Regions from separate parts of the Mus musculus genome. Here region 1 is linked to region 2. Evidence: chromatin loops called from intact Hi-C (ENCODE). Cell type or tissue: heart. All regions are shown on one strand. Each heading gives the region's core, and the rest is flanking DNA. Links, peaks and the distances in the headings are about the cores only. Region 1 overlaps Kalrn (kalirin, RhoGEF kinase). Region 2 has its middle 59 kb from the start of Kalrn.

Region 1 (16,526 bases), core at 3,340-11,339, 80 kb after region 2:
GGCCTGGAGGAGCCTATGCACAGCAGGAGTGTGGGAAGCAAGGTGGCTCCTTCTGTGTTTGGGCCTCAGGGGCGAGTGTTCTCCCTGCTTGAGTCTTCTTTGCCTTGGAAAGCTTTCTGGACTTGAAGAGATCAAAGTTAAGAAAGTAGGTGTGGGCATGGTACATGAGGATTACGTGATGTGAGCTTGCTCTGATCCCTGTTTAAGTATGTCTTGGACACCTGGAATACGTAAGAGACTGGGAGCCCTGAATACATGGAGGCACTAATTTTTTGGGGAAAATTGAAGTTCAATGCTAACCTTATAGAGAAATTCCAGAACAAAGACAAACAAAAAGCTGAGATATTTCTCCCTTGGTTTTATGCTCTGCTTCGGTGGCCCGGGACGAGCACCCCCTGGGTGCTCTGCTTGGCTCTCCCTGCCCTTCCTACCTTATACCAAGGGTAAATAGTTGTTATAATAATAAATGTCAGGAAGACATTAATTAGAGCCCCCACCCGTTTTGTGTGTGATCATGTGGAAGCCAGAGGACACTTTTTGTTTTTGAGTCTGTCCCTTGGCCCAGGACTTGCTGAGTAGACTGTTAGCTGGCCAGTGAGCCTCAAGGACCCAGTGTCTGACTCTCTGGTGCTGGGATAGCAAGTATATGCCACTGTGCCCAGCTTTCAGTATCAGACTCAAGCCCTCATCTTACAAAGCAAGCACTTTACCAACTGAACCCTGTCCCTGGTGTACTCACTCACAACCCAAATACCATATATTTGTGGCACCACCCCACAAATGACGGATACTCTATTTTCCCTGTGGGTATCACTTACGATGCTGTTGGCTACATATAACTGCGTTCAAGCTCAAGCTGACTTAAACAATAAGTGGATGTCTTCTCCTCCACCATGTCTTAATGTGGGAAGTTGGGGAGCTGAACGGCATCTCCCGATTGACAGATTCTTTCTTATGTCGTCTGCTTGTGTTCGTCAGATTCATCACACCCATGAGATGCTGCAGTCATCAGTTTTAGAAAATTCTATTCCATTACCTCCATTTCCTCCTCTCACATTGATTAATATTGAGATTTCTTATTGGATCTTATGTATTCTTTATTGTTATTTCTGCATTTTTCATAATTTTATGTTTATGATGCACTCTAGATAATTTTCTCCAATCTATCTTCTGGCTTATTAACTACCTACTTAGATACGTCTAATCTGCAATTAAATGTGTGCATTGAGTTATCAATATCAATTATTGTATGTTCTGGTGCCAGAATACTTAACTGTTTTCCAAGTTACCCTCCAGTTTCATGAAAACCTTTTAAACTTGTCTTTAATATTGTTTTTTAACATAGTATACTTGTTTTATAGTTTTTGTTTGCTAATTCTAGGCTGTGGGGTTTTGTATATCTAACTCCTTTTGTTTTTCCATATTAAGTTAGGTAAAATTGACAAATAAAAATTGAATATATTTACCTTATATGGAATAATGCTTTGATATATAAGTCAGTGTTGTGGTGTAACTACCGTAGTTGTAGGTCTTGTCTGTAGTCTGTTGGTTTTGGTAGTCTTTGCTCATAGTATGCTTTTCCTTTTGTGTTTGGTTACTTTTTTATTACATCATGTTCACTATGTTTAAGAAAGCTTTTGTGGGGAGAAAATTCCATAATGATCGCTGTTTCTTGCAGATTGGCAGATGCTCGCAGACAAAGGTTGCTTTGTGTTCTTGACTCACTTCTTTGTCCCCCCCCCCCCCCAGCCGTTGACTGCGTAATGGTTGCTATCCTGTTGGGTCCTGGGTTGCTAATGCTTTTAAGAAGTCGATTCCAAGACCCCAATTCCTCGAAACCTAGAATGGTAACGTTTTTCCTGGAACAGTTTCTCCTCTCTTTTGTCAGGCTCCTGTTGACACCACCGGTCCAGTTCCACCTAAACCTGAGTTGAGTGCTTGGAGGCCTTGGAGCCACCGTAGGCAACTTGAGTCTCAGGTTTTCCAGAGAGCGGCCTTATTTCCAGGATGCTTTTACTATGAAGATAATGCTGTTCCCCTGGGAAGAAGCTTAGCTTGGAATAGTTATTCATGTGAGAATGCCTTCTCCTTGGGCAGGTTCTGAACTTTTGATCTTGTTCCCTTCATCTTTTCTGATTTTCTAAAGCATGGCTTAAATTTGCTTCTGTTTCTTGCCTATTGGCAAATGTTCTTCATGTAGAAGTCACTTTGTGTTCTGGGTCTCTTTGGATTTTCAGCTTCTCCTGGGTTTTGACCTACTGACTCTTTGTTGCCTTATTTTTTTTTTTTAATGCTTTCAGGAAGATTAAAAACAAACATAAGAAACAGTTGTTCCCAATGGAAAGGATTGGTCCTGTTCTCTTTTCCTGCCATTACAAGAAATGGAGAGCCTGGGACCTAATTCCTGGCATCCCTCTATTCTACCATGCTTATAATACCAAGCTGGCTGTCATAATTCCACATGTTGCATATGAGATTGACATCACAAAGATCCTGCTTCTTTACACTCAGTTCCCTTCAAGATTAAGAAAATATTTCCTAGATGTCCTTTAGACTTTATTTTTTCATAATTCCAAGGCCATTATACCACCAGCAATTCCTAAATAAATCTAGAAGGGGATACAGTTTCTGAGCTTATTGCAGTCACTACACATGAGGCTGGAAGTTGTCTTCCTAAAGCATACGATACTTGATTTCTAAACAAAATATAAGGACTGGGCGCAAGAATGAAGGGTGTAAATAGTCATGAGTGGGGCAATTATGTCTACTATACTGGGCTTACCTTGAGTTAACAGTTAAGAAACATAGTCATTGGCTTGGAGAGATGGCTCAGTGATTAAGAACACTTGACTGTTCTTCCAGAGGACCCATGTTTGATCCCCAGCACCACATCATGGTTCACAAATATCTGTAACTCTAATATCAGGGGATCTGATGCTCTGTTCTGGTTTCCATGGGCACCAGGCACAAGTGTGGTGCGTATGCCTACACACAGACAAAACATTCCTACACATTAAAAAAAATCTTAGGAAAAAACAGAGAGACATAGAGACAAATGTAATTATGGTTCTTGTTCTACCTGGGGACCTACATGTGCCCAGTGATGCAAGAAAATGTAGAGCTGGGTGTGGTGGCACAAACCTGTACTTCCAGCTCTCAGGAGGCTGAGGCAGGAAGGTCATGAGAGCAGGGCTAGTGTATATCAAACAATCCCGAACCAAACCAACTAGTTAAGCAACCAACCAACCAACCAACCAACCAACCAACCAACCAACCAAATAAAAAGCCCAGCTTGTCCTTGTCTGGTGAGATGGTTCAGCGGGTAAAGGTACTTGCTGCTAAACCTGAGGACCTAAGTTCAGCCCTTGAGACTCACAGGGTTGAAGGAGAGAATCAAGTCTTGCACACTGCTCTCTGAGCTCTGTGCCCACAACCAGGCATATGTGCACACACTCAAGTGAATAATAAATACATGCAATTTAGAAATTTAGAAATGTAGAAAATGAGGATTGGGCCTTTGGTCCTAATCATAACCAGCAAGATGGGAGGTAGAGTAAAGAAGGCAGATACTCAGACTTAAAAAAAAATTCGGAAAGACAAGCCATGGGTTTGAAAACATACTTTGTGACTTAAAAACTGAGAGTTTGAGATAACCCATGATCAAAGTATAGTAAACATCCTTAATTCAAAACATTCGAGATTAAAATTACATCAGAAATAATTACTTTATTAAAAATTCATTTTAAACATGATCATATTACAAATCACTTCATTTATAAATGCACAGAATATAGAGCCTAATGCTTCTTATCACCGTAACAGTGCTTTCTAGTCACCATGGACTGCACTGCGTGAGCTGAGTCCTCTGTAGATCTTTAGCAGAAGTGGACTGCAGCTGGCCAGAGGAGGAGCACGTTAGGTTTTAGGTTCCTCCTTGGGAACATGAGCCTCTCTTTCCCTGCAGGGCTAGAAGGCTGCCCTTGCTCTAATATGCCACTCATTTCTAGGAGTAGGAGACATAGAAGGTGAGGTGTCAGGTACCAAGACAGTCTTTGGTGAGTGCTGGCTTACTTCTTTGCCTTTAGGCACTAGATGGGCTTCATATCATCCCTTTGAGACAAGCATCCTCGGGAGAAGGAATATTTCTCCCCCCTTGATCTTGATCTTGCCCTCTATAGTGTCCATGTGACGAGAAGGCAACATCTGTAGACTTGGGCTGTCTTCCCTCCCTCTTTCCTATATCCTGTATCTATCTACAGTTTTACTTCATTGTAGAAGTTCTCCTTACTAGTAGAGTTTTTGCCATAGATTGCTAATTCATAGTAATCCCTCAAAGAAGACGTCTCAGGCAGGACCAAAGGAGGCATGTCATACTCATCTTTTTTGGGGGTTGGGGTCACAGTCAGTTGAGTACAGCTCAGTTTGGGGGGAGGTGGGAAATATGGGGTGAAAGTAAATTGAAGTGGTCTTCATGTAGCTTCTGTTCTTTTTGAACACAAGAGTCCCATCAAGTCCGGAAGATGTTATTTTGCCTCAGCCCTCCTGAACTCCTCTGGCTTTTACGGTCTTTTCTCTTCTGTGATGAGCACCATGGAGACAGCATGTTATAAGTGTCTTATCCATGGCCGAGCACTCCATGGTCACTTCCTCTTGAGTTTCTGCATCAGCCATCATCCACTGCACAAAGAAACTTCTCTGATGAGGTCTGAAGATACACTAAGATACAGGGAGAAATATAGGAATTTGGAGGACAGTTTGATACCGTGTCCAGAAATTATAGTATTACGTTTACCCCTAGGACATGTGAGCTCCCCAATCATGAGTTCTTGGCTGTATTTATAGTACCTGTACAATACTCCTGTGGAGTGGGCCTTAAATCTAATCAGAAACCAGATGGTTACCCCCATGTCGTTCATGCCACCATTGCAGTTAATGCTGTAATTTACAGGATTTACAGCAGATGAGACAGTTGCTGATGACCCCCTATCTGGCAGCCTTTACAGCACCTCCTGGTACTATGATCGCTGTCCAGTAGGGAGGAAGCCTCCTGGTCAATACTGACTTTATTTTTTCAGGTCTTATGACAGTGTTTGTGCTATCTTTAGCAATAAGGTCTTATCAAGGTCTGGGGAGCAGCCAAGGGCAATGACCTTAGCTTGTGTTGTTTTGGGGGGTCTCTGAGAGAACTGTGACCAATGACTAGAGGAGAAGTATCCCCTACTGGCCCTAGACTTTTTATTTGGCAACTTATGGTTTCTGGGATAACTCCAATTAAACTCCAATTAAATAGTAGGCTTCCATATGGCTTTATCCTTTAAAAAACCTACAATAATCAAGTGAGTTACTGGCCATATTTACAGTACTCTGCATGTGTTTAACTTGTGGAATGAGCCTTAAATCTAATCAGAAAGCAGATGGTTACCTTCCTAACATTGATGCCACTATTGCGGTTCACAGGATTTACAGTGCGTAAGGTAGTTGATGATTTCCCTGATTGGCAGCCCAGCAGTTATTTCGCAGAGTGAGTTTCTTTTTTTGACAGTATGTTAAATGGCTAAGCATGAGGAGGTTTTGAGTCAACATGGCTGGGTTAACTCATGACTCTAACACAGCTCTGTGACTTTAAATGAAACACTTAGTCTCTCTGCCTCAGCTGCCCTCCTTGATGAGAAACAAATAGCACATTGGTTTAGCTTATTCATGTTTATCTCTTAAAACATTAGCTACTAACTCTCAATCTCAATGATCAATTATCTACCTTTTGGAAAAGAAGATAATGCCCGAACAGTCAAGAGGAGGGCCGGGTCCTGAAAGGGTAGGTGGGTTCTGCGAGGTCCTGGAGAAAACACATAGTACCAGGCACTAAGACCATGTCTAGGCAGATGAAGCAAGAAGTTAGCTCCATTTGCCTTGAAGTTTTGTCCCTCGGCACTGGGGACAAACTTTTGTGTTAGGTTTCTCTGTGTACTTAGTTGTTTCCAGGCAGGAGGCAGGGAGGAGTTGGGCATCAGTGTGCCTTCTAAGGCCCTGCCTCCTCACCTTGAGGCTGCTGCCAGGCAGCTGAACTGGGCATCCTCTGAGGAGGCAGCCCTGCTGGCTCAGGCAGCCAAGCCCAAGGTGCTTCCTGCCTTGCTGGAGTTCTTTCTCTGTCAAGTAAGTTAAGGACTTCCATGGTCAGCCCTGAAAAATGGACATACTAATTGGCAAGCATTAGAAAGCTCTGGAGCTGATAAATCTTCAGACTTTGGGCAGTATCTGCTGAAATCTATTCTTATTGACCACGTCAGGCCTGAAGGATCCAAGGGTGGTAGTGAAATTCAATCTTAACCTATGGAGGGAGCGGCTGAGGTAGTTAGAACTCTTGAAGGGGCTGGTAGATAGAGAGTAGATCCCAGGTCAAATGTTAAAGAGAGTCCTCTTTTTAGGCAGTAAAAGTGATTGTAGCTGCCACTTCAGAAAGAGTGGAGATAGTCCAGGTCTGAAACATTAAATTGAGAGAATTTATGTCAGAGATAAATTATAGTCATCTGTAGGATGTAGTTTTTATTACCCTGCTTTAAGCTCTGGGTGGACCATGCTACCAGGCCCTCCCAGGTTCCCTTGAGTCCTCAGATGAAACACACACACACACACACACACACACACACACACACACACACACCACAAATGCCAGTTAATCTTAAAATGCCTTTGCTAGCTCAGTGACTGGACACTCCTAAACTTCCCCTGTTACCCCAGGTGTAATCTGATAGAGGGGCCATTGACCACTCCAGCTGAAAACTCCCATAGCTGGTTGGTTTTATCTCTTGCTGTTCACTTCTGGCCATTCATCTGGAAGGCAGGCACCCATTGGTACCTGTTTGTATGATGTGGGGAAAGGCAAATGGGTATAGGGACATCATGAGCTCTCTTGCACATATGTTCTTCTCTAGACAATATTCTGGGCATCTCGGAGAGGGTCACTGTGCATAGGCTGAGGGAGCTGCTCTCATTAGGGGCAGATGGTGCTGAGCTTGTGAACACAGAGTGGGGAAGATGGACTAGGCTGCTCTCAGGGCTTGATGGGGTCTAGTGAAGACTCCTAAGGACTCAGGATGTTAGGCACTTACAAAGTTGGGATTTGAGAGCCTTGGAGCCTATGTGCTTTACACATTCTTTACCAATGGGAGGCAGCTTCAACCAGAGGCCAGCAGGTGTGGTTGGCAGGATGCTTGAGAGCAAGAGCAAGCCCTGGGAATGTGCAAGTATGAGGGTTTTTAAGGGCTGAGTTACCACAGGAGAATAAAAGATCTGAAGCCCAAGCCAGTGCTCTCTTGTCTCTGTTGCGGATACTTATTTGGTTCAGTTAGAAAAGTCCTTGATTATGAGGCAGTGTAACTTACTCAACAAATGCCTATTGAATAGGAATAACCACACAAGCTCTTTTATGAGCAAAATGGAAACAGTGATGAAGGGAAGGGATGCATGGTTGGAAGGTACCATGAAAGCAGCGAAGAAAATACTCTCTGTGGACTTGGACTTAGATGATCTTAAGGATGAGAGGGAAATGGACCTATGAAGGCAGAGCACAGAAGAGAGGAGAGTAGGGGAAATAATGTTCACGTGAAAGAGCTATGTCTGTATATATTATGAGTGCGTATGAGGAAAGACAGGAATGAGACAGAAAGCTGGCAACACTGGCTGATGGAGACTAGGGGCTTTACCCCTATTGGGCTGCCATTGGGAGATCCCAGTAAGCAAGGCAACGTTGCTCAATGTCTCCTGGCTGAGGTCACTTAGTCGCCTGGGTGTTAGCAGGGCTGCAGGCCATGATTGTTTCAATATGTTCTCTTCCTGGCCTTCTCAAGGGAGCAGTGGTAACTTTATTTTTACCCACCTCTCTGTTTTGGGTATATGCCAGCTTAGTAGCTCTGTGCTTCCAGTTGGGAAGGAACTTCTGTTCAAAGTGCTAAATGGGTGGAGTCTTTCCGCCACAGTAGAAGCCCTGCAGCACTGCTGCCCCTCCTGGGTGTTGACCTTGGCTGTTGAGGGTATGTTCCTTGATTTAATGTTTTTTTTTTCTTCCTCTGCTTTTTAAGTTCTGTCCTGGTACTTCTGAATAGCCAAGGGTTTCTTTAAGGAGCTAGAGCCAGGGTAACATATGAGTTGGGAGTGAGCAAGTTGTCATGGGAATGTAGGTCTTTACTTCAGTTAGATTTACTTTCACTTTATCATAAGTACCAGAAGCTTCATAAATTTAAATTGGTTTCTAGGAGCAGATCCAAGACCAGGAACATTTCTCAGTGTGGAAGAATAGGTTGTCAGCAAAGTTAGGGGTGCGTTTTTCAAGATAAAAATCTATTTATCTGGGTGTGGTACTGTATTGTAGAAGTGTAAGCCAGATAAATCCTTTCCTCTATCAAGTTGGTTTTAGTTGGCATTTTATCATAGAAACAGAGGCTCAAACGAGGACAGTGATTGAATGAGAATCTCAGTGTCAGGCACAGGTTACATCTCTATGATATATTAATCAGAGAGGCCCTGAGGCATCTAAAGCAATATAGGCTGCCATTGCTCCTGGCTGGCCAGCAGAACTAGATGGGAAGACTGGATTGTTAAACAGACCATACATACATGGGTTGCAGGACACAGAGAAATCACTCTTGAACTGACCAGTAATAGTGGGAAGGGTGCTTATGGTGGTAACCAACTTCTCCCTTGATTGGATTTGAGGCTTACTCAACAGGAAGGACTTCTTGACTGGTACTATAGGCTTGGTCAGAACTCATGGAGCTGCTGGCTGCTGAGAGAGTGGCCATTGGAAGGTTGTTCTTGCCCATGTGCATACGAGCAACATTAATTGGACTCAGTGGGTTAAAATTAAGATGTTATAAAAGAAGGAAGTGAAGTTGGAGGGAGATTTGCTGGGGAATGGGTCTTGAGGAGAGTTGGAGGGGCATAGTGAAGGGTGGATATGATCAAGATACATTTTATACATCTATGAAAATTTCAAGGAATAAATAAAAAATGAAGATAAAACTGTCTAGACCTTTTAATTAAAAAAAAAAGAACCTGGGAATATAGTCCAGTGATAATGATTGTATTATAACTTGGTTTTGTTTGTTTGTTTAGGATATAGATTCTTTTTATTTGCCAGAATATTATAGGAACATCTTCATATCAGCCCCTACACTAGTATAGCTAATGTTTTACAAATCAAGAAACTGAGGCAAACAGTCTAGTGTCATGCCCAAGTTGTTTGGTTTATATAATGCTGTGCATAGTAGGGTTCTAGCCTGGTTTTTTTTTTCTTTTTTTTTAATATTTTTTTATTACATATTTTCCTCAATTACATTTCCAATGCTATCCCAAAAGTCCCCCTTACCCTCCCCCCCCACTTCCCTACCCACCCATTCCCTTTTTTTTTGGCCCTGGCGTTCCCCTGTACTGGGGCATATACAGTTTGCATGTCCAATGGGCCTCTCTTTCCAGTGATGGCCGACTAGGCCATCTTTTGATACATATGCAGCTAGAGTCAAGAGATCTGGGGTACTGGTTAGTTCATATTGTTGTTCCACCTATAGGGTTGCAGATCCCTTTAGCTCCTTGGGTACTTTCTCTAGCTCCTCCATTGGGGTCCCTGTGATCCATCCAATAGCTGACTGTGAGCATCCACTTCTGTGTTTGCTAGGCCCCGGCATAGTCTCACAAGAGACAGCTACATCTGGGTCCTTTCGATAAAATCTTGCTAGTGTATGCAATGGTGTCAGCGTTTTTCTTAACCTAAGTAAGCCCTGTGTCCTCTGCATTCCAGCACTGGGGGCTCTGATGAGACGAGCTGGACCCTTGGTATTGGAGGTAGAGCCAGGTGGTGAGCTGTTCATACTTGTGCTGGGGTTTCTCCTAGCCACCAAAGCACCTGGGGCTGTGATCCTAGGCTTCTTTCTGCTTTGAAGCTAAGTCACCTCTATCCTTTCTGGAGTTCACATTAACATCTGCTCATCACCGAGTAGATCCCTCCTCTTGCTCTGCCATTCCATCTTCAGTCCTCTGCAGAATCGGGGGAGTGAAAGATGGGAGATCAAGTGACAGATGAAAGGTCAGAATTCAGACATCTTGGACTTCATTCTGATCTGCATAGTCCAGAGTGAGAGAAGACTGGTCAGTATATGGACAGGGGTTTTTCTGTGGTCCTGCTGCTATGAGCTAAGGCTATAGGGGCTATAGGAAAAAAACCTTTTCCCCTGAGCATATGGAGGGTGGAAGAATAAAAAGTTATATGTATAAAGAAGCAAAGCATCTATAAAGTCATCTCTGGGGAGAGAAGAAAGAGAGTGGTTTCAATGGGGGGGGGGAGAGAGAGAGAAAGAGAAAGAGAGAGAACATTGAGAATATTAAAGGTCACAGGCTAGTGATGTAATTTCTCTTTTTTCGCTATTGCTCTTTATTTTTGGGGACCGCATCTCACTGAACTTGGAGCTTATCAATTTGCCAAGAGTAGCTGTCAACAAGCTCCAGGAATCCTCCTGCCTCCACCTCCCCAGTGCTAAAATTACAGATGTGCTCCACCATGCCTGGCTTTTGCGTAGGTACTGGGCATCTAAACTTAGATTCTCATGCTTGCTTGACAAGCGCTTTACCAACCGAGCCATTTCCCCAACTCCTCTGTGGAGTTTCGTTCAGTCGTAAAGAAGAACAAAAGTACATCACTGCAGGAAAATGGATAGAACCGGAGCTTAGCACAGTGAAGTAAGACAGGCTCAAAGGAGAAGGACTGCACATTCCCCCTCGTATGCTAAATCTAGATTAAAAGTGCAGTTGTATGGTCTGAAAGCAGAAGGGACATTTGAGAAGAGGGAGGGAGCTGTGGTGCAGGGGAACAAGAAGGTAAGAGGGGGAACCATGAGCAGAGGGTGTTCTAATGTTTTCATTGTCCTGCAGGACAATGAAAACATTATAATGAAAGGCATCATATTACACGATGAATATGTGCTAATAGTATGAGGTTTTTGTTCCGTTTGTTCCTTTGTTTGTTTGTTTGTTAACGTGATTTAAAAAGTGCCTGGAAAGGCTTCCTGCCCAGACCCCTCTGACCCTGGCAGTGCTTGGACACCGCACATTTTCACTCACTTTTTCCTTAGTAAAAGATAGCTGGTCTTTTAATGAACGCCAAAATAACTCACCCAGGTGTTAATTTAAGACTCTTCCGGAAGAAGTAGAGGAACGGTAGGCAGTGTGGGGGGACTGTGGGAGGGAGTGGGGGCGGGTGGTGTCTAGAGTGAACGGCATGACTCACTTGGTGAGAGGAATGCTGGGATGGCTTCCTGGAGGAGAGAAGCACTTAACACAGTGTGAAGGCCAAGGGTGCGGTTTCAGGAGCTGTGGCCTGGCATTCACCAAGATACTGAACATAAGTTTTTAGCTTCTGGGATAATGGAATTAGCTCCAGTAGTACACTGTGCAAAGCCGTTATTAACTTACAAGTTTTAATAATTATTTCTCAGAAGCCCTTTCACTTTGGTGTAGTATGTCTTCCCAGGACTTTAACATTTTTAAAAAGGACATTCAATTACTATAAAAGATGAAGCCCCTTTAGATTTCAAGTTGCCTTAGGAAGGCACCCCCTCTCTCCTCAGAGACACAGGGACTCCTCTCAAGGATGCCCTGGAGGCTTGCCTGAGAACAGCACAGTGGCGGCAAAGGAGGGGGTCTTCCCACAGGGAAAGTTCCCACTGCAGAACTTTCCAGGTCTGAGAAATCTTCCTCGGGGAAGCCAGGACACTGCCCTCAGTGTCAGAGCTGGATATGGGGAGGCTGAGTGGTGGGCCTCCCAGTCAGGGTACAGGATAAGGGACCACAGGTGGCAGGTGTTTCTGGTGGCTACTTAAAAGGAGCCCTTGGTGGGGCTGAGGGGGTGGGGTCGGCCTTAACTGTGCTCCCTGTGATGTAAGCAGGGATAGCTATTCTTAGGATCCAGGGAAACTTTAGCAAGTGAGTGGGGATTACACCATCTCTGTGGGAGTGAGGGATATGAACATCTTACAAGTGCTGTGCCTACACACCCTCACAGCAAGCCTCTGCCCTGACACAGACCCTGGGTGTTACTATAGCTTCTGCATGGGTAATGGCAGCTGATCATTTAGGCCAGATGTAAATGGCTCAGCTGCAAATAAGTAGCCATGGAGCACTAATAACAGTAAGCAACTTTAATTTCTCACATTTTATAACTGAATCATTTGAATATTAAACACCCAGTTTTTCTTTAACTCTGAAAATAGTTTCTTACTTAAGTTTCACAATACTGGGAGGAAGCTCCAATTCTTTGTAGTTTATAAAGCACATCTAACACCTTATTTGATTTTTTTCCAACAGTACATCTGTATTTATTTCATAAGTGGGAAGTGACCCGATGAGTGGCTAGCTAGACACTCACTGTTTATCCATCAAGCAATGATATTGAAATGTGAGCTCAAAGCTCCGGATTCCATCTCTACCGTCCCTTCCAACACTCTAGATGCGCCCAGCTCATAATTACTCAGAAAGACACTCATAGTTCTGGAGAGCCAAGTGTTAAGATTGGGTAGCCCTGTTGCTCTGGGCTTGTCCTAAGGGCAGTTGATCATGGCAGGCATGCAGTGCAGTGCAGATAGCTTACATCAGGAGCCAGGAAGCAAGGAGAAATGGAGACATTAGGCGAGTCTGTGTAATGGACATGACCTCCGTGACCCAAAGACCTTGTGCAAAACCCTGCATTTAAATCATGCTATCCCAGGATCCAAGCCTGTAGTCCATGGCCTTTGGGGGACACTGATTGTCTAAGCTATAACACTGGGAGTGGTGTCTGAGCAGGCTGGAGTATTATAAATGCTTATGTGGCTTCAGAGTCTAGGGTGAGAGGCAGCAGAGAGTGGAAACTGACGCACTTGAATCATGGCGCCCTAAGTTCCAGATACCCTTAAAGGATACCTCAGCATTTAACACTTGAGCTGGGGGTGGCTAGGGGGGTCTTAGAGGGAGCACACAGATATGGCACAGTGCATCATTCAGAGGAAGTCAGGGGAAAACTCACACTTTGAATTAGAAATGAGGCTGTTTCCAGGATCTCCACATACAAACACCCACTGAAGAATGGGCAGAAGTTTTCAGATCCAAGAAGATACTAAGATAAATACCTAAGTGGAGCAAATTCTACTGCGAATCATTAAGGCAAACACAAATCTCACAAATAAGTTTTCTCTTATTTTTTATTATCATGGCAGGCATGCAGTGCAGTGCAGATAGCTTACATCAGGAGCCAGGAAGCAAGGAGAAATGGAGACATTAGGTGAGTCCGTGTAATGGACATGACCTCCATTTTTTTTAGTGTCCAGCTAGCCACTCATCGGGTCAATAAGATTTTTTTTTTTGAGGGAAATTAAGTCAGCTTGATGCTTTCTGTGACTAAGTGCCATTGCTGGCTTCTTTGGGATCTGTTCTGGGTCACACAGGTGGGCAAGGGCGTGGGAATCCTTCCTGGCTGGCCAGCTCAAGCATAAGCCGGGCCACACCAAAACGGTAATACAGAACCAAATGTGTCTGGATAAAAAGCAAGTTAACTTGTGGTCCTTTAATGCTGAGTTTGAAGGTTCTAGGAGTTGGGGAGTGGGTGGGGTGGGCTTTGGACGAATCCCCTGGGTTTCAAGTGTTAAATGCTGCCATATATCCTTTGAGGGTATCTGGAACTTAGGACTCCATGATTCGAGCTAATGCAGGTGATTCAAGTAATTGTTGGTGAACAGATGTCTGAATGTCTTCCCTGGGCTGCCGCTAGTAATGATGTGCTGACCAGTGGTGTAGGTGAGGGTTCCAAAGACGGTCATGAGGCTTGGGAAAACATCAGAAGTTCTGATGATCTCATCTGGAGCAGTAAAGGACATCAGCTCCTGTCTGCACAGAGAGACTAACGCCTGCTCACTGGTCTCTTTGCTATGCTTGTCAGGTCAAAGCTGGCTGTGGTGGTGGGTCTCGTGAGGCGGGGCCTCTGGCCTCCAGCTTGGGTTTCTGTTGTATCTGTATCTATCACAGTACCCATGGCTCTGGATCCTGGGTCTGAGGTCTTTAGGTGGGCAGCTGCATGATGGTCTTGCCACCCTGAGTCAGGCTTGCTTTCAGTTCCATTCTGACTTTCTTTTTGAGGCACATGGGTGGCTTAGATCAGTCTTCACAGATGAAGTAAAATCTTATGGTTTTTCACAAGCACAGGGCTATTAGGGTCCAGATGTAACCCAGTGTGTTACTGTTTTGCTTACACATTTTCCTTTTCCTCCTTTCCCCCTTAGTCCTTCCATTTCTTTCTTTTTGAGACAAAGTTTACTCTCTGGAACTTGCTGTATAGCACAGGCTGGCCTCAAACTCATAATCCTCTTGTCATAGCCTCCGCTGGGATTGCAAGCACACGTTCTCAGGCAGGCCTGCTGTAAACTCCCGTTTTCTAAATCAAGAGTGTGGTTAACCATATTAGCAAGGAAGAAGAACACCCATTCTCAACAGAATCACCGAATTTACCCAAATATGTACTAGAACCAGTCAAGTGTCCAGCGCTACGCTGCACGTGCCAGTAGATTCCAGAGCCTAGACAAATCTTTGTCTTTGAAGGACAAAGGTTAGAACCTGTAAAGAAAAATGGAGTATAAATACTTCTTTCTACTCAATTAGGTGACCATTAATTTAACATATAAAACACCTTTTCTGGGTAGAACTGCCTTTACCTTCAAGATGCTTCAAAAGTTTAGAATTATCTTGTAAAGTGGAGAGTAACAAGAATTCTAGGAAAATTCTGTATTGATATAGGGATATTTTTTATCTATATATCTGCATATATATATGTATATACATATACATATCTCCTATACACTCATTACTTCTATGAGTAGGTCAGGATATGGAATCACCAGATAAAAGATTTTGATTTTTTTTTTAAATTTTCTCTGCAGACCTTAGCATGCTGTCTAGTACATAGTAGATGCTCAGTAAATAATGTTAAATAGATGAATGCTTTTTTTCTACTCTGGAATGATCAATCGCGCCTGAGCCAGTTGTTTAAAATATATATAATAGAATTTGAGTAGCGGCAGAGAAGATATTTCAAATTTTTCAGGGGACACCACTGCCAACTCCACAGCACTCTGATATTTATTTCTCTTTCATGTTTGTAAAATATTGCTCAAAGCACCCATGAGCACCTGGCTACTTCTTAGCCACTTTATCAGAGCGTTAGAGAAGAGTTGGCGGTGGGACCTGCGGCACCTGGCTGAATGATAAAGTGTGAGAAATGGTGAGTTATTTATTTCTACTTGAGACATTTTTCTAGTTTGGGAATGCCTTTGGAGCCCCTATGAAAGAGGCCGTGGATCAGAATTCTTTTAAGGCCATTAATTATTGAACTTGTTTTGTTGTAAACCAAAGGAGCCTCTTAGAGGGGTCAGCTGTTGCAGATGCAGAGCGGGTTGGGTCAGCACCAGTGTAAATGCTGTTAATCACAGGAGGACCTGTTAGCTCCCACTTGGGGAAGAAGGTGGCACTCTCTCAGCATACTGCTTCAAGGAGGATGGGCAATTAGTGGCTTCAGATGTCACACAGCACCCACCCCCTTTGGTCTCCCTGGTGCTCTCTGTTGGGCAATCAGAGGTTTTAGATAGGCTCTGAAAACCAGTCCCATCGGGGGATTCTGGTCCTTTGTTGTTTGCTGAATGATGAAGTTCACCAGCTGTGGCAGAGGTGCAGGCTATGGCTGCAGAGAGGGGGGACATGATACCAAGTCCTCAGTGAGGGCTTTGTCTATAAGAAGTGGTGGAGGTTTGCTGTGACTCTGCTCAGAGCTGCTTCCGGCTCTGAGCTACTTATCTCCTCTCCCGTCTGAATGTGCACAAGTCCAAATTCCTGGCGTCTTTTTGATGGGTGTCTTTATAGTGATAGGCATAGAATCTTGGTTTCTGATTGTATATGGTAAAGCTTGGGAGAAGGTTTGTGTTTATGTAAGGTATTCACTGACTTTTTAGCAAAATTGCTCTGGTCTGGGGGAGGTGCATAGTCAGAGCAGATGCAGGACATACAGAAGACACGCAGTCTCTGGATCAACCACAAGAACAGGGTGCTTTACAGTGTCAAAAAGCCATCACATTTTATGAGATTTGAAATATGTGGTAGCCTTGTGAGATAGATGGGCTCCTACAGCCTGGCACTGTGTGCTTCTATGAGACAAGACAGGCAGCTCCAGGCCTCAGAGTGCTGGGAAGGACACCAGAAGAGCGGAGTGTTGCCTCTGATAGCTATGCAGACTGTAACAGCATATCTACCCCATTGCCTGGAAGACAGCCAGGCGTTTTCATAGATGAAAAACTGGAAGCTCCACTCCATGAGGGAATTTGCCAGGGCTACCCAGGTGGCGATGGGCCTTGAATTGAAGACCTCAGCCTGCGAGTCTCTTGATCGAGCTGTTATTTCGTGTTGTCAGTTTCAAATTAGAAAAACAGATAGATGTGTATGTCATGACACAGAGATGCTAATAG
Region 2 (16,526 bases), core at 3,041-11,040:
GAGAGACAAGTTAACCAATCAGATGAGAGACAAGTTAACCAATCAGATGAGAGAGAACGCCTGTCCTAGGCCTATAAAAGCAGCACCAGTTCTGGGCTCGAGGTCTTTTCGCCTCTACAATCAAGCTCTCCCAATAAACGTGTGCAGAAGGATCCTGTTGCAGCGTCGTTCTTCCTGGCCAGTCGAGCGTGCGCAAGAGTACATTAACTCCCATCAAGATTTTGGAAACTTGACACATCAGTCACAGAAAATTAATATGGATTTTCAGTTGTTGATACATTGTAAAAAATCTCTCCCTCTCCCTCTTCTCCCTCTTCTCCCTCTTCTCCCTCTTCTTCTCCCTCTTCTTCTCCCTCTTCTTCTCCCTCTCCCTCTCCCTCTCCCTCTCTCTCCCTCTCCCTCTCCCTCTCCCTCCCCTCCCCTCTCCCTCCCCCTCTCCCTCTCTCTCTGAGGCAGAGTCTCATGCAGTTCATGCTGGCCTTAAACTTCTGATTTTCTTGCCTCTACTTCCTGAGATCTTGCACTTTAAGAATGCCTCACCAAGCATAGTGATAAAACTTTAGGCTTGGTATTAGCTAGTCAAGCAAAACAATATCATCTTCTTTGATATATCAACTTTGATTGATGTTGAAAATCAATTGGTGATGATTCTGGTTTTCATCTATTCCATTCATCCATTTGTCTGTCTTTACATTTTTGTCACATTGCCTACTTTGTAACTTTAAGCTCTGGTGGCTTAACTTTTCTAGCCTCCTCCTCCTTCCCCTCCCCTCCCCCTCCTCCTCTTCCTCCTCCTTTTCCTCCCCCCTCCTCCTCTTTTTCCTTCTCCTCCTTCCCTTCCTCCTCCTTTTCCTCTTTCTTCTCCTCCTCCTCTTCTTTTCCCACAATTTGTTTAGAAGTTGTTTTTAGGTTATTTTTATTTTCAATTTTATATTAAAAAAAAATGCCTACTGAGATTTTGATTGGTATTGTATTAAATCAATTTGGGCAAAATTGATGTCTTCAACTTTGAATCTTCTGATCCATAGTACAATATGTCTCTCTTCACTTATGTCTTCTTCAATTCTTTTTGGCAATATTTTATATTTTATAGTGTATGGATCTTGCATATTTAAAAAATCAGATTAAAAGCTTCTGAAATGGCTCAGCATGGAGGGAAGTTTGCACACAGCCCCCATGATCCCACAAGGTGGCAGGAGAGAACTGACTCCTGATAGTTGTCCCCTGAACTTTACATATGCAACCTGGGACATGTGTGTCTGCAACACACACACATAAAAAAAATTTAAAACCAAATTAAGTATTCATGCTTCACATTGTTTATGCCAATATAGTGATGTTTACTCCCCCGCCCCCGAACTGGAGAGATGGCTCAGTGGTTAAGACGCTGTATGCTCTTGTAGAGAACTTACCTGATTCTGTTCCCAGCACCCACACTACAATTCATACTGTTTGCAATTGAGTTCAAGGGAATCTGATGCCCTCTTCTGGCCTCAGTGGACACTGCATGCATATGGTGCACATACAACTGTGTAGGCAAAGCATCCATACACATCAAATAAAAATATGTACATCTTAAAAAGGTGAAAAAAATCAAGTCTTTTTCTTTTTTAGTATATAGAAATACAAGAAACGCAAATGCTAAACTCATTATTAGTGCTAGAAGTTTTCTGACAGATTTCATGGAATTTTTCTAAGCAGCAACTATGTTTTAAATACAGGCAGTTTTGTCTCTTCATCTCTGATTTGGACATCTTTATTTTTCTTAGTGGACTGTCTAGAAAATCAAGAATGATGTTAGGTAGGCATGAGAATGTATATCTTTGTCTTGTTTTGATGTTAGGAGAAATTTATTCCATCTTTCATTGTTAAATAAATGTTAGGGTGTTAACCAAGTTTTTTATATATGTCTTTTATTCAGTGGTGGCTGCTTTAATTCTTAGTTTGCTAAGAGTTTTGATCAGAACTGAATGTTGGATTTTGCCATGCATTTAGCTTTTTCTGCATCTGTTGAGATACTCATATGGCTTACTTTTAAATCATAACAACATAATATAATAGCATATACTATATATGTTATATTTACTTTTAAATCATATTATGTATAAGAACATATATGTTATATTTATTTGTATATAACTGTCTTAGGCTTGCCATGACCAAGGCAACTCTTATAAAGGACAATATGTAATTGAGGCTGGCTTACAGGTTTATAGGTTTAGTCCATTTTCACCAAGGTGGAAGCATGGCAGCATGCAGGCAGGCATGGCACAGGAGAAACTTAGAAATTTATGACTTCATCCAAAGGAAGCCAGGAGCATACTGTCTTCCAGGAGGTTAGAAGGAGGGTCTCAAAGCCCACCTCCACAGTGACACACTTCCTCCAACAAGGCCATACCTCCTAATAGTACCACTCCCTAGGCCAAGCATACTCAAACCACCACAATAACCATATATATATATATATATATATATATATATATATATATATATATATATATATAAAACACATGTATATATAATATGTATATATGTGTGTGTGTACAAGCAACATATACATATACACATACATATATACATATCATATGAGGTTAAGTTATATTCTACATGATACATATTTAATGATGTCTTCAAAACCCTGATTTACAAATAAATTCACATTCGTGGGTACCAGCACTTAGGTGCTTAGTGTATCTTTTGTGGGATACAACACAAGTCCCGATATTTGGTAAGCTTCACTGATAGATTTTCAAATTAAAAGCTAATCTTGTTTCCTTGAAATAACCCCATCTGGCCATGATGTTTTGTGCTATTTATACATTATTAGATTTGATGTGCTAATGTTTTAGTAATAGTCATTGTCTTCAATAAGTGGTCGTGGTCTGTGGTATTCCACATTTTTAAATGGTCTTCATTTAGTTCCACCATTAGGATAATGTTGTGTTCATAAAATAGTTAGTAAATATTCCATTGTGTTCACTTTTCTGGGAGGCGTCTTTATAGAAATTGTAGGCAGAATCTCAGGTGTAAACCAGGAGCTAGCTGAACTCGGGATAGAACGAAGCGGAGATTTGGCTCAGGGTTAGGTGCATGAAGCTGAGGAGAGGTCACTAACCATGTGGAAGGTAGAATAGCTTGAATTGGTTAAATAAATCACAAGGTAGTCAGGGAATGAGCTGAAGCTTATGGCCTAGGCATTTATTAATAAACAGTCTCAGAGTCATCATTCTGGGAGCAGGGGCAGGAAAGAGGAAAGACAGATTTACTTTTACAAGGAACCATATCATTTCTTCCTTAAATGTGTCATAGAATTTACCACTAAAGCCCTGCAAATTTGAGTGTTTTTTTTTTTTTTCTTGGAAAGATTTAAAAGCTACGAACAATTTCTTTGATGGCTCTGTAGCTACTTATCTATTTCTTCTTGGGCAAGCTTTAACAGTTGGACCTTTGAAGCAATTTTGTTCATTCCATGTAAGCTGCTAAACGTATTAGAATAAACTTATTCATGTTATTTCTCCATTACTCTTTCTGTGTCTGTCAGGCCTGTAGTGATGCCTCCTCTTTCACTAATGCTAATGGTAGCAGTCATTTTTCTCTGGTATTTCATTATTACTCTGGCTAGAAGATTTTCTGGTTTTTGTTTTGTTTTGTTTTGTTTTTTAAAATCCTGTCAGCCCAGTTTTGGATTTATTTGCCCTGTACTGAGTTTATTGCCTTCTGTGCCAGTATTTTAAATCTTCTCTTATGCTTTAACTTTATTTGTTCTTTTGTAGTTGTTTGTTATTATTAGTGCATATTAATTACACTAATCAATGGTTTCAACTGACATTTTCATGCATGCTTAAATTGTGAGAACTTCCCTTGTTAAAAAGTGTTCAGTGCTATAAAAAGTGTTGCTTTAGCTGCATCCCTCAGATTGTTTTTATGTTGTGTTTTCATCTTTATTCACTTTAGCCTTCCTCCTAATGTTCCCTTTCATAATGCTTATTGATTTTGTTTGACATTTCATATGTGTACGTGATTTATTCTCTCTTTTTTTTTGCCCAAAGATTTATTTATTATTATATTAAGTACACTGTAGCTGACTTTAGACACACCAGAAGAGGGTATCAGATCTCATTATGGGTGGTTGTGAGCCACCATGTGGTTGCTGGGATTTGAACTCAGGACCTTCGGAAGAACAGTCAGTGCCCTTACCTGCTGCCATCTCGCCAGCCCATAGTCTTGTTACTTTTACCCTATCCTTTTTTGTCTCCTTCCATCCCTCTCATCCCTAACATCCCTTTCCCAAGTTCTTGATTTTCAGTTTTGTTTTGTGACCCATTCAGTTTAACCAGAGTCTGTGACCATGACTAGAAGTATTCACTGGAGCCTGTGGGGATCATTCTTTGCCATGAAACTGGAAGGTAATGACTTCCTCACTTCCTGAATCTGTCAATAGACAATAATTCAGCTATGAGCAGCTGAGCCTTCTGAGTTCCTTCTCCAACGATACTTGACTGTTGATTCTTTTGCAGATCCAGTGCACACATCTCCAGCTTTTGTGAATCCATGTTATTCCATTTTAATTATTTTTTTTCTAAATAGATTTATGTGTCTATGTATAAGTACGTGCATGTGTGTGCAGGTGTCAGGTGGAGTCCAGAAGAGGGCACTGGATCCCCTGGAGTTGAACTTACAGGAGGTTGCTTGTGAGCTGCCCAACATGGTTGCTGGGGACTGAACTCCAGGTCCCTGCAGGAGCACAGAGAACTCTCTTGACTGCTGAGCTACTTCCAGCTCTTCCGCCTTGAGTTCTTAATTGATATGGTTTATTTAGATGTTTGTATTTTGGTTTCCAAATATTTGGGAGGTTCTCAGATTTTTTTTTTTGTTATTGATTTTTAAATTATATTGTGTCTGGAGACCATGCATTTTGTGATCTTCTAAAAAGCAACTTTTTTTGCATAAACATTATTTTAATCCCTTTAAATATATTGAGACTTGTTTTATGGCTAAGATTTGGTTCATCCTGAAATAAGGTTTACCAGTTTACTTGGGGAAGATGTGCTTATCTGCTGTTTTTAAGGGAAGCTTTATAAATGTTTTGGAAATGTCAACACCAGGTGGATGGCACTGTTTAAATCTTCTTAAGATGACCTGTCTGCTGATTCTATCAATTATTAAGAGACACAGATATTAAATCTCTGGCTACAATTATGTAATTGTCTGCTTCTCTTTGCAGGCCAGTCCTAGGGTTCTTATTGCTCTGATAAACACCATGAAGAAAAGCAACTTAAGAGGAAAGGGTTTATTTCAACTTATGACTCTCAGATCACACTCATCACCTAGGGAAGTCAGGGCAGGATATCAAGGTAGGAAGTGACGCTGAGGCCACAGAGAAACTCTCCTTATTTGCTTGCTCCCCATGACTTGTTCAGCCTGCTTTCTTATACAACTCAGGACATGGGTGGGACTGTCCTCATGTGTGGGGGGCCCACCTACACCTGCAATTGTCAATCAAGACAATACCCCCATAGACTTGCCTACATGTCAATCTTATGGGGTAAGTTTCTCAGTTAAGATTCCACTTCCAAGATATGCCTAGGGTTTGTGTCGAGTTGACAAATTCCAACCAACATGAGTCCTATCAATTTTGCTTCATGTATTTTGAAGTGCCTGACAAGGTACTAACACATTCCGGATCAGTAATCAAGTCTACTTGTTGGTTTGAAATGTCCATCTCTATTGGTAGTAATAATTTTTTTGCTCTGAAATTTTCTTTTCTGATCTCCATATAGCTATGAATGTTTAACATTTAAAGTAGAAATCTAATAGAAAAATTTGCGTCATTATGTGGGGATATTCTCTCACTTTTTAGACTTTATCTTTTCAGAGTTTGATCGGAACCTCCCTTAAACATATAACATTTCTTGTGAGCTGACTCTTTGCCAGCTTCTGGTTCTTTTCCTGCAATGGAAGCATTGGTGTCATGGGCATGTGCATGTGGGCAAGTTGGCAGGTCAGGGGATAGGCACAGATTGACAGTAAAGGACCACTGGTGGGTCTCAAGTTTGCATGTAGGTTTGATAGGTGTACAGACGTTTGGGCATAGTTACTTTCCTTTCCTTCCTTCATTCCTTTCTTTCTTTCTTTCTTTCTTTCTTTCTTTCTTTCTTTCTTTCTTTCTTTCTTTCTTTCTTTCTTTCTTTCTTTCTTTCTGTTAATGGGTTAAAAAAAAAAGAGGCAGAGACAGTGAAAGAAAGGTGAGGGCAGAACGTGTTGACTTCAAATGGTGATTCCTCTCCTTTGCTGCCTGGGTTACTCTGGATAGAGAGCAGCCTCAGGTGTTTTGGCCCCAGGAGGGAAGCAGAACCAAATTAGATTGCCAGAGACAAACAGATCCAGAGACTGGGAATAATGGGTAGGAGGCCATCAACTAGAGGCAAGCACCAGGTTTTCCCATTAGGTGCGTTCGAACACATCAGGTCAGATACTGCCTCCTCTTTCCAAAGGCCTGGGCGAGGCAGCAGCAAATAGCCCTCAACACATTGCATTAAGTTCTCAGGTCTGAAGATCCTGTTTTATGGCCACTAACACGCTACCAACTAATTATTGTTTAATTATTGCTTAAAAAACGGATCAAACCGATCACCACAATTCAATCACCACACTAATTACTCAATATAACATCTGCTTTCTTTTCTCCCCCCCCCCTTTACCTTTTTTTTTTTTTTTTTTTTTTGGTTGTTATCCGGTTTCTCCTCAGCTCTACTTTCTAAGTTAATTGACATTCAGCTCGCTGCAACACCCCCTTTATCCAGGCCAACTGGATCTCTCCATTCACTGGAGAGAGAAGGACAGAACAGAGAAGGCCCCCGGGATTAGGGAGTTTTGATTGCTGTCCAAGAGGAGCCCTGAGATGCGGGCCAAGGACCAGAGCAGGACAGAGACAAATGAGAGACACAAAAGAGCGACAGGACAGGAGAGATAGGCAGGAAAGCATCCGTAAGAGGAATAAAACGGAACACGGTTCTCTGAGCCGCTCGCTCAAGAGATGTTGAAGGGGATACTGAATGAGGGTAAAGAACAGCTGAAAAGGGGAGACATAAGCAGGGATGCGGTGAGGCCTCCGAGGGCAGGGCGACCAGGGGCAGGTCAGGAAGGAGAGGGATGAAGTCCAGCCTCTAGGGACAGGCCAGTCCGACTTGGGGACTGAGGGCACTTGCTGCAGGAGGGGTGCGGGCAGGTCCGGATTCCCAGCGCGCACCTGGGAGCAGGGTGGGGCGGGGAGGTGGCAGGACCCGGAGCTTGCGGAGCTTGCGGCGGCGGCCGCTGAGTCCCCCGCAAGCCGGGAGAGCGCCCGGCGGCCCCGCCCTCCGCCCCGCCGCCTCCTCGGCCCGGGCTTTTCCTGCGGGGCTCAGGAAGCCGGCCTAGCGCGGCGCGAACAATAGCTCGGCCTGGGCTCCGGGAGGGCCCGCGCGGGCCTCGGGGAAGGGCGCGTCGCGCTGCGGGCCGCCCGCGGCGAGGCCCCGGGCCCGCGGGAGCGTCCCTGCAGCTCGGAGCTGCCCGGGTCATTGTTGGCTGGGACCGAGGGAGCCGGAGTCCGGGAGGAGCCACGGGAGCCGCGGCGGCGGGAGCCAGAGGGGGAGCCCGAGAGCTCGCGAGCCAGCCAGGGAGCCGGGAGGGAGGCAGCGAGCAGAGCGAGCTGAGCGAGGGAGGGAGGAGGTAGGGAGCCAGGGAGGGTGGGAGGGAGGAGGAAAAATAAAGAGGAGAGAGCCGAGCGGGGCTGAACAATAGAGACGGGCGGACGGGCGAGGAGAGGCAGCTGCCGCTGCCGGGCACCGCGGGCGCGCAGGCAGCCGGGACCCCGGGCCGGCCCGGGCTAGACAGCAGGCGGCCAGCGCCCCGGGGAAGGGGAGCATGGGGGGACCGGCGGCAGGCGCCCCTAGCCCGCCGCGCGCCGCCGCCTGAGGAGGCTCGGCGCCCCCCGCCGCAGCCCCCCGCCCCGCGCCCGCGCCCGCGTCCCGGAGCCCCGCGGCTGCCGGCTCTGTGGCCACGGCCGCCGCGCCCTCCGCCCACCGGGCGCCGCGCCGCCCTCGGCCCCAGGCTTCGCCGGCGCCCGGCTGCCCGCGGACGCCCTCCCCCAGTCATGAACCCCCCGGAGGGGGCATCGGAGGAAGGGGGAGCCGCCGACTCGGACGTGGACGCCTTTTTCCGGACAGGTAAGATCTCGGGCACGGTTTCGGGGATGGCGGGTGAGGGCGGCCGCCTCGGACGCGGTGTCTTCGGACAAGTTTGGGGACCGCAGGCAGGCTGCTGCCGGGGCGAGCGAGTCGGAGGCGGCTCCCCGCGATCGTCGGGGCTGGAGTTGCGGAGGTTCACGTTGTTCTGGCGGTGCTGGCTGCAGTTTGGGGGAGGGTGTGGGGGCTGGGCGCCCCTCGGCGTTCACCCCAGTTGCGGGAGTCTGTGTTGGGGAGGCGGGAGGCGGTCCCCCTGGGCCGCCTTCTCTGGGAGATGTTGGATCACTTTGCAGCGCGCCGCTTCAGCTACCGGTGTCCCGGCCCCTCCCTCGGCTCCCTACTTCCACAGTGCCTATCTGCGGGGCTCCCGGGTCGCCCGTGGTCGGTATCCCTTCTTCCCTCCAGGGCTCGAGGCCCTGATGTGCAAAGAGGGGCAGCAAGGGTCGCCAGGCGCTCAGACTGCAGACTGACAGGCAGAAGCCAGGCGATGAGAGAACGTGCAGGGTGCGTGTGGGGAAGCGGCATCTGGGACTTTGGACCCGCTGGGAGGATCGGAGGCACCTTGGACCCGCTGCTTGGTCCTTTCTCCAGCTCCGGGAACCGATGAGTTTTACCTAAGAATCACTTACTGCTGGAAGTGCGAGTTAGCGTCCCTCTTAATACACACCCACCAAATCTTTGCTTGCCTGCAGCGCGTGGAGCCTGTGATAGCTTTCCAGCCTTTGCGCCTCTGTACCTCCCAAGCAGCCTGTCTGTAGCTGCTCCTGTTCTCTGGCTCCACAGTCCCTTCCCCAGAATAGACACCGATCACCCTCATCTCCTACCACCTGTAGCCCTGTTTCAAACATCACCAATGTCCCCTGTACCTGTAGCTTCCACCAGCTCCGTTGTGCAGTTCCCCAGCTCCCCACACGTCTGCAACCATTTTGTCTGGAAATCTTTGTCCCAAGGACTCTGATAAGTTATGGGCGCCCCACGCATCTGCTCTCCCTTCGGGAAAGTTGGATCAGAGGACATGAACTGGTGGGGGTCAGGGGTCAGGTTAGCTCTGGAGGCTGCACACCCATCTGTTTCCTAACCCTGTTGCTTTGCCCTGGAGGACCACTCTAGGGAAAGGAGTCCCGGCTCTTTGTGGGGGAACTTGTGGCTTTGAAAGTCAAGACTTAATTGGCCCATATGGTCATCTCTAATTGGTCTGGGGAGGAAAGAGCTGGAGGACGGGAGTTGATGCCAGGGTCTGGGAAAGGGGAGGAGGCTCCTGTCATCCTGTCCTGCTTCCAGGGCTCAGCTTGCCCTCCCTCCCTCCTCCATCCTGGAGTCAGCATTTTCACTTTCCTCCCCCCCCCCGCCCCCCCCCCCCCGTCCCCTCCCGTCCCCTTTTCTCTCTTGCTCCTCTCTCCCGTCTTAGATACCAAAGCCTGGATTCTAAAGAGGTGTCTGCCTTGGGTTTATAGTCCTGAATCTAGGGAAAGAGGCTCTTGGAAGCTAAGTGACATCCAGAAACACTCACCAGGACCTCCCTCTTCCAGACCCCACTGGCATCCACCGCAGCCACGCCTAGCAGCTGTATTTTCTAGCTCTGGGGGAAAACCCACCATGGTATGAATTCATATTCTACCCTGAAGTGTGAATTCCTGTTCTTCATCCCCTCCCCTCCTCTCCCCTCTCCTCTCCTGCCCTCTCTTTTCTCTCTTCTTCCTTTCTTCTTCCTGTCTTCCTTACTTTTTTTCTGATAGGCATTTATTTGTTTTGTAGCTTCCAATTCTAGAGACTTGTTAATTTGTTGCTTTCCCTAGGACCTTTCAAATAGTTTACATTGTCTGGGCTGGTCTCAGATCACAGAGTCAGAAGTGGGCTGGGGTCAGTTTCCTACGGGGGGTAATGTCCTTCCACAGGGCAGTCTTGCTGGCTTCAAGGATGTGGTGGCAGCTGTGGTGGTGGTAAAGAGAGGCTAGATCTCATGTGCATTTAGAATCAGAGGCAATTTAAATCCTCTGTACACAGACCTGCAAGTGATTGATGACCTGTGGCAAGCTGTAAGGGGGGAGTCTAGAAGAGCACCTTTCTGCTTCATGGCCTTCTGTGTTTGGGCCCTCGACCTTCACCCCACTTGCAGTCTATCAGTCCCCTGTTAGGGATTCTTAAGTTTGGATAGACTACATTTCCCAACCTTCTCCTTTTTGATTCATGTCTTCTGTGAAACATAGCTCTGTACCTGGTTGGCTGGCTGGATTATAAATTTATTCAATTGAACAACTAAAAAAAAAAAAACCAAAACATCAAACAGATTGTCCAAAGTTTCCCCCACCAGGATTACCCCCTTCTTTGTGGTGGAAAAATTTGCATGTACAAAGACCAGACTGACAATTATTTTGTCAAAACTCTGGCATACCAGTGCCTCTAATTAGGCGTGTTTTAAATAATTTAGTCAGTTTACTTGTCTTGCCTACCTCTTTCTGATTACTTGGATTTTGTTTTTAGTTCTTGTGACCAACTGATTAAATGAGATTCACTTCTTTGCACTTACAAGGATATAGAGTCAGCTATGCTCCTCCACACTATCCTGGAGTGTAGTATAGTATCCTATAGCATAGATTGTATCTATAGCATGGTGTACTGTCCTATGGTATAATATAGATTGATACATTCCTGATTATCTTCCTAAGAATTCTATTTCAAGCCTGACAAACTATGTTACAGAGTTTTTCTTTTTTCTTTTTTTATTTTGTTACAGACTTTAAATTTTAATGAAATCTTAACCTTTTACTGGGAATGGTTGCAAGGCTGAAAAAGAGGTAGGTTATTGCAGGACTGGGACAGAAATGATTGAACAACAAGGACTTTCTAACACCTACTGGCAATCTTGTGCTGTCCAGGGTGCTGTGGAACACACAGAAGAAATGGTCACAGTAGTTTCTGTCCTCAAGAACTTACAGATGGCTAATTAACTGATGGCTAAAGGTTAACTTCGAGTTAAGAGCTGTCAGAACCAGAGAAGGCAGTGCCTAGGCTGGTCTTTGAAGTGGGCGGGGCAGGGAGATTGGGCAAAGATTAAAAGGATGGGTTTTTGAGGAAAATGGGCTGACTGAGGGGGAAGGGGTAACTTAGTAAGGGTGAGGGACAGGGTTGGCTAAGAATAAATAATAGGAACAAATAAGAGAGTCCTGAAACCTTCTGAAGAGGAGTTTGGACATGATTCAAGGGAAAACGGGAGTCATTGCTGGTGTTTGAGCAAAGACATCATAAGTAGTGTTTGGAAAGATTAGTCCAGTGGAGATATTATTAATGGCGTGGAAAAAAAAACCAATAAAGGTAAGATCAAGGGAGATGCTGAGGTCATCCAAGAATGAGGTGGAGGCTGGGGGGCTTGCCCTGTATAGATGGCAGAAAGGATGGAGGGTCAGGGCTAACTCTGAGAGACATCGTGACAGGTAGAAATGCTGGGTTTTCCTGACATAAGTGATGTGGTGAGAAATAGCTGGGTTGAGAGCTCAAGGATGGGCTATCCCTGATGACTGATGTTCTCAGCTCAGAGCATGTTTGCATTTGAAGAATTGGATGTGGACATCTAAGTCATTTTGGAGCCAGACATGTGGATTCAAGCACGGATGGCTAGGAGTGGTCCTGATGATTTGGAAGCATGGTGTAGTTGATGCTTCCAGAAGGAGAGAGTTGGGGGAAGAAGGGCTAGGAGGTCTTATTTTGGGGATGGCAGAAAGGATTCTGGATCCTGGAGACCACAGGAAGGCTGTGTGAGCTCTGATGTGATGATGGGGCAGACAGGCTGAGCAGGAGGAATAGAAAAACCAAACCCTTGGAGCTGATTCTGGGAGCACAGGATCAGAAGGGGCACTCAGGGTCAGCAACTGGGATGGCAAACAGGACATAGGCACTTGTAGTTTATCAGCAAGAGACAGGGTGGAGCACTGCTGTCAGAAAAGGAGCTTTGAGGTTTTGTCCTAGGTAGTTTGGGGGTGAGAGAGAGAGAGCACGAGCGTGAGCTAGCTGTGGAGACAGAAGTGGCTGCGTGGGATCCCAGAGACGAGACAGAAGAGTAGGCTCCATAACACAACTCATAGCTTAGCTCTGGTGAGCAAAAGAGAGAAACTCCTTCTTAGGAAAAAGGCAAAGGAAAAAGGAGTTGCTGGGAGCTCTGTCCAACTCTCTGTTGAGCTTTGATTCCGCATCCAGACGGTTTCAATGGGAAAGATGCTGTTAGCTGGGCTTTGGCCAAGCTCAGCTCAGTTCAGCTGAGCTTTCTCTGTGTATTTCCAGCCCCACAAACCACAGCATCCTCTTCACTGTCTCCATTCTCTACATGGCATGTTCTCTTTCCCAGTCGCGATGTTTAAGGCCTTGGCATTAATTCTAGGGATCTCCCTCCTCTCTATCAAACCTTGCTGCACAGTTCTGCATAGTGAACCTGTTGCTTATCCTCAGGGTGACTGCCCGAGGGCAGAACCCACCCGCCTTGGACTCCTTTTACAGCCCCCTTTCTCATCCCAAAGTCTGTCTCACCTCTGCCGTGTACCTGAGGCTCATAACACTCCCTAACACACTTTTTCACTTGTGACTGCCTGGTTTATGAACCTGCAGTAACTCCCTGGTGTCTATGTGTCAAGTCCATGCTTAGCTACTCAGTTGTAGTCAGTGTCCCTCCCCATTGTCTGAGGCATTTTTATTATTACTGATTCATTCCTATCCTACTCCATAGCCTCCAAATCCGACACGTTCTTCAAGATTAGTGTTCTGTCTTTTTTGAAAGCGTTTACAGTTTATGACTACCTCTGTAAAACCTCAGTGTCTATATTCTCACTGAGTTAGTGGCACCGTATTATTGTTTAGCCTTTTCCAGTGTATAGGACCTATTTCCCCATTAAAATTATGTATGTATATATATATTTGGAGTTAAGTACAAAGCCTTTAAAATATCTTACTCTTCATCAAAACTTCTATCTCCCTTAGAGATATAAGAGACATGGCCAAATGTAAGCCGTTGTTGAATCTAGGTTATGGTATGTCTTACTCACTGTGTTGTTCCTCAAACTTAGGTAATAACTCCATCCTGCTTGTATAGGAAGACAAATCATTGTCAGTCCAGATCATAGAAAAGGAAGACTTTGAAATAACCACACACTTTGTGTGTGATTCTTTGAGTAAATATCAGTAGGTATTTGGGAAGAGAGGAATCCTCTTGCCTCTTTTTGCAGAAAAGGAAAACATCTCTGTCTTCCTTAGGGTTTCATTGCTGTGAAGAGACACCATGACCAAGGCAACTCTTATAAAGGACAACATTTAGTTGGGGGGTTGCTTACAGGTTCAGAGGTTCGGTCCATGATATCAAGGGGGGAGCAGGGCAGCATCCAGGCAGACATGGTGCTGGGGGAACTGAGAGTTCTACATCCTGTTCCAAAGGCAAACAGTAGAAGACTGGCTTCAGGTAGCCAGAAGGAGGGTCTTAAAGCCCCACCCCCACCCCAACAATGACACACTTTCTCCAAAAAGGCCACACTTCTTAATAGTGCCCCTGCTTGGCCAAGCATATTCAAAACACCACAATCTCCTTTGATATACTCTTGAAGCATCACAAGGTAAACCCTATGCCCAGCATCTTAGTTAGGGGTTCTACTCCAGTGGTAAAACACCATGAGCAGGAGCAGCTTGGGGAAGAAAGGGCTTATTTCAGCTTACAGTCCTGATCACAGTCCATTACTAAGGGAATGTCAGGATGAGAATGTAGGGCAGGAACTTGGCAGAACTCACGCTGAGGCCATGGAGGGATGCTGTTTACTGACTTGCTCCCCCTGGCTTGCTCAGCTCATTTGCTTGTACACTCCAGGGACCACCTTCTCAGAAGTGGCACTGTCCACAATGGGCTGGGTTCTCTCATCTCAGTTGTCAGCCAAGAAAATTCCCAGACAGCTTTGCCTACAGTCCAGTCCTTTGGAGTCCTTTTTCTCAATTCAGATGTCTTCTTCCCAGATGACCTGACCTTGTATCAGATTGACATAAGCCTATCCAGCATACTCAGCTCAATGCTTATTGTATTTTTCAAATTCTCTTCTGTCTCCTTCAGTCATCAACTGGACATTTAGTCATTTGCTTGCTCAGGGACATCTGGAGGAGTGTGGAGAGGGAGAATGGTGTATTGTAGGTAGGTGATTTCTGTGCTAATCTATTTCAGAATATATTGCTAGCATTCGGTGCTATCTGTAAGGTTGTGGAGGCTGGACTTCGTCCTTGTATCATGGGCTGCCAATACAACAGTTATTGGCAGTTCTGTCCAACTATATTTGAATGTCCTTCAAGGCAAGAGAGGGGTATTGGGATGAGCTAGAGCTACAGAAAGAAGTGAGGTAACAAGTATGAAAACTTGCTGCTTGTGAACCTCAGACCCAGAGTGAGTGAACTAGGGGATCTACTTTCTAGAGTTCTCCTGGTTGCATTTGGCCTTGTCTCTGGAGGTAGGCAGCCTAGGATAGCACAGTGGTTCTCAGCCAGGAGCAATCAATACTGCTTCACACTCCAGGGAGCATCTGGCAATGTCTGGAGACCTTTTTTTTTTTTTTTTTTTTTTTTGATTGTCATAACTCATGAAACAGTTTGCTGTAGGCTTCTAGTTTGTAGTCAGATCTTACATTCTGCTAGATATCCTACAGCGCACGGACAGCAAAGAACCACCCAAACAAAACCTGTCTTCAGTAGTACTGATGGGGGCAGATAACCCTAGATTAGCCAGGATGCTTTTGCCTTTGATCAGATAAACGAAGCACTGACTGGGGGTTTGCTCTTGGGTAAATCACTTACTGTCACTCACCTTCAGGAGTTTTGCAAACTAGGGCTAATCATGCTTGTTCTACAGATGGAGGAGCTTAAGTAGAAGAATTGTATAAAGCGTCTGGTGATGTCTGGGGACAGTGGCCACTCAGGAGACCCTCGTAACTAGGGCCTAGTTGTTAGTGTGGCCTTGTGCCTGCTGTTGCAGTTATGCAGTGGGCACCTCGGGATGGCTGCTGGGCAGAGTTTCACGTGCACGAGGAGAGTACCCGAGCAGCAGCTGAGGGGAGCAAGGAGCCTGGCCTGCCTGTGGGTTCAGAAGACTGACTTTGGGTCTCTTTCCTTCAGTCACTTGTTTAACAAATACATATTGAATGTCTACTGCAGCCACACTCCGTGGAAGTATATAAAACCATCAAAGGAAGGACCATGGAGCAGGAGGGAAATGGATATAAATATAAATATACTCCCGCTGGGAGCACTTGGACTTAATGGGCTGAAAGGGGAGAGAAAGTCTGCGAAGGAAGGTCATGCAAGGGAGCAGGAAGGTGATCCTCCTTTTTGCTCCCTGCTTATCTGAATGACTTTCCCGTGTGACTTGGACATCTACATAGGATGGGGATAATAATCTCTTCAACCACTGTTCCCTTATAGGGTTGTTGAGTGATTCAAATAAGACACAGTGAAAGGGCTTTATACGTTGTGCAATGGATACCCAAATATCTGCAGATAGTTACTCCAAATGGAGCATTCTGTTTCTCTAAGTGCCTCTCTAACAAGCGGTACCTTATTTCATCTGACCTCCACAGGACCGTTCAGTCTGTGAGGAGAGGTGATCCTAATCTTTCTTTCCCAAGGGGATGGGGTGGGCCATCCTATTACAACAGGTCAGGGCACTCCTGTTTTTAACTGTTACACAAAGGAGTACATATGCTAGCCCCCCTGCAGCCCCTTCCCATGGCCTAGCCACATAGCCCCACACCACTGGGAGATGCTGGTGAGAATAGACTGGCTCGTTTCTGCGGAGCCTCAGGTGGGTGGAGAGAATCAGTCCCTTCCAGTCCCTTCTCTGTGTATCGTTGAGACTCTTCCTACCACTCCTTTGTGTGAATGACTGACAGGAAAATAAGTAGGAAGTGACTGACAGCCATAGAGTTGTTGGATCAATAGAGCTGCTTGAAATCGTGTCTGCTGAGGAGCGAAGGAACAGAAAGAACCTGTTGGGAGGACAGAGACTTTCATTTAGGAAAGCAAAGAAGAGACTTGGAGAATTAGCGTTGTCTCCTCCCTGCCCACCCCCACAGTGTTTTTAGAAGTGAGTCAGGTACTTGTTAGGGAACATGGATGCAGGAGTAAACAAGCTAAGGAGTACACAGTGATGGGTGATCTGTGTACTTACAGGTGTGGTTATGTCTTCAGCTGGTAAAAGGAATTGGAGTGAAAGCTAGACAGGGTTGCGTTCCCAGGCTGAAAACTAATAGGACACAATGCTCAAATGGCAACAGTAATATTCCAGTGTATGTCACC

Evidence for each region. Hi-C counts contacts between places; a loop is a spot of excess contacts. Peaks named below come from ENCODE experiments on the same cell type or tissue, not always from the same donor. Only the 100,000 strongest peaks of a DNase experiment are listed, where the experiment ranks them.
Region 1: it touches region 2 in a loop (4-fold over the local background); 3 of 42 quality-filtered maps call a loop at or near these places.

Annotation. Positions count from the first base shown.
Region 1 is chr16:34,485,457-34,501,982 of GRCm38, reverse strand. The region is part of intron 1 of Kalrn (kalirin, RhoGEF kinase); the gene reads left to right. Among named protein-coding and RNA genes, the nearest start is that of Kalrn, 20 kb to the left of the region's middle. In heart, for the core only: a CTCF peak has its summit at 8,001; DNase peaks (open chromatin) are centred at 7,972 and 11,292; H3K27ac peaks cover 923 bases.
Region 2 is chr16:34,564,785-34,581,310 of GRCm38, reverse strand. It overlaps a transcript of Kalrn not described here. Among named protein-coding and RNA genes, the nearest start is that of Kalrn, 59 kb to the right of the region's middle. In heart, for the core only: CTCF peaks have their summits at 7,618 and 9,114; DNase peaks (open chromatin) are centred at 6,890, 7,620, 8,160, 8,580 and 1 weaker place; H3K4me3 peaks cover 3,116 bases; H3K27ac peaks cover 2,459 bases; H3K27me3 peaks cover 363 bases.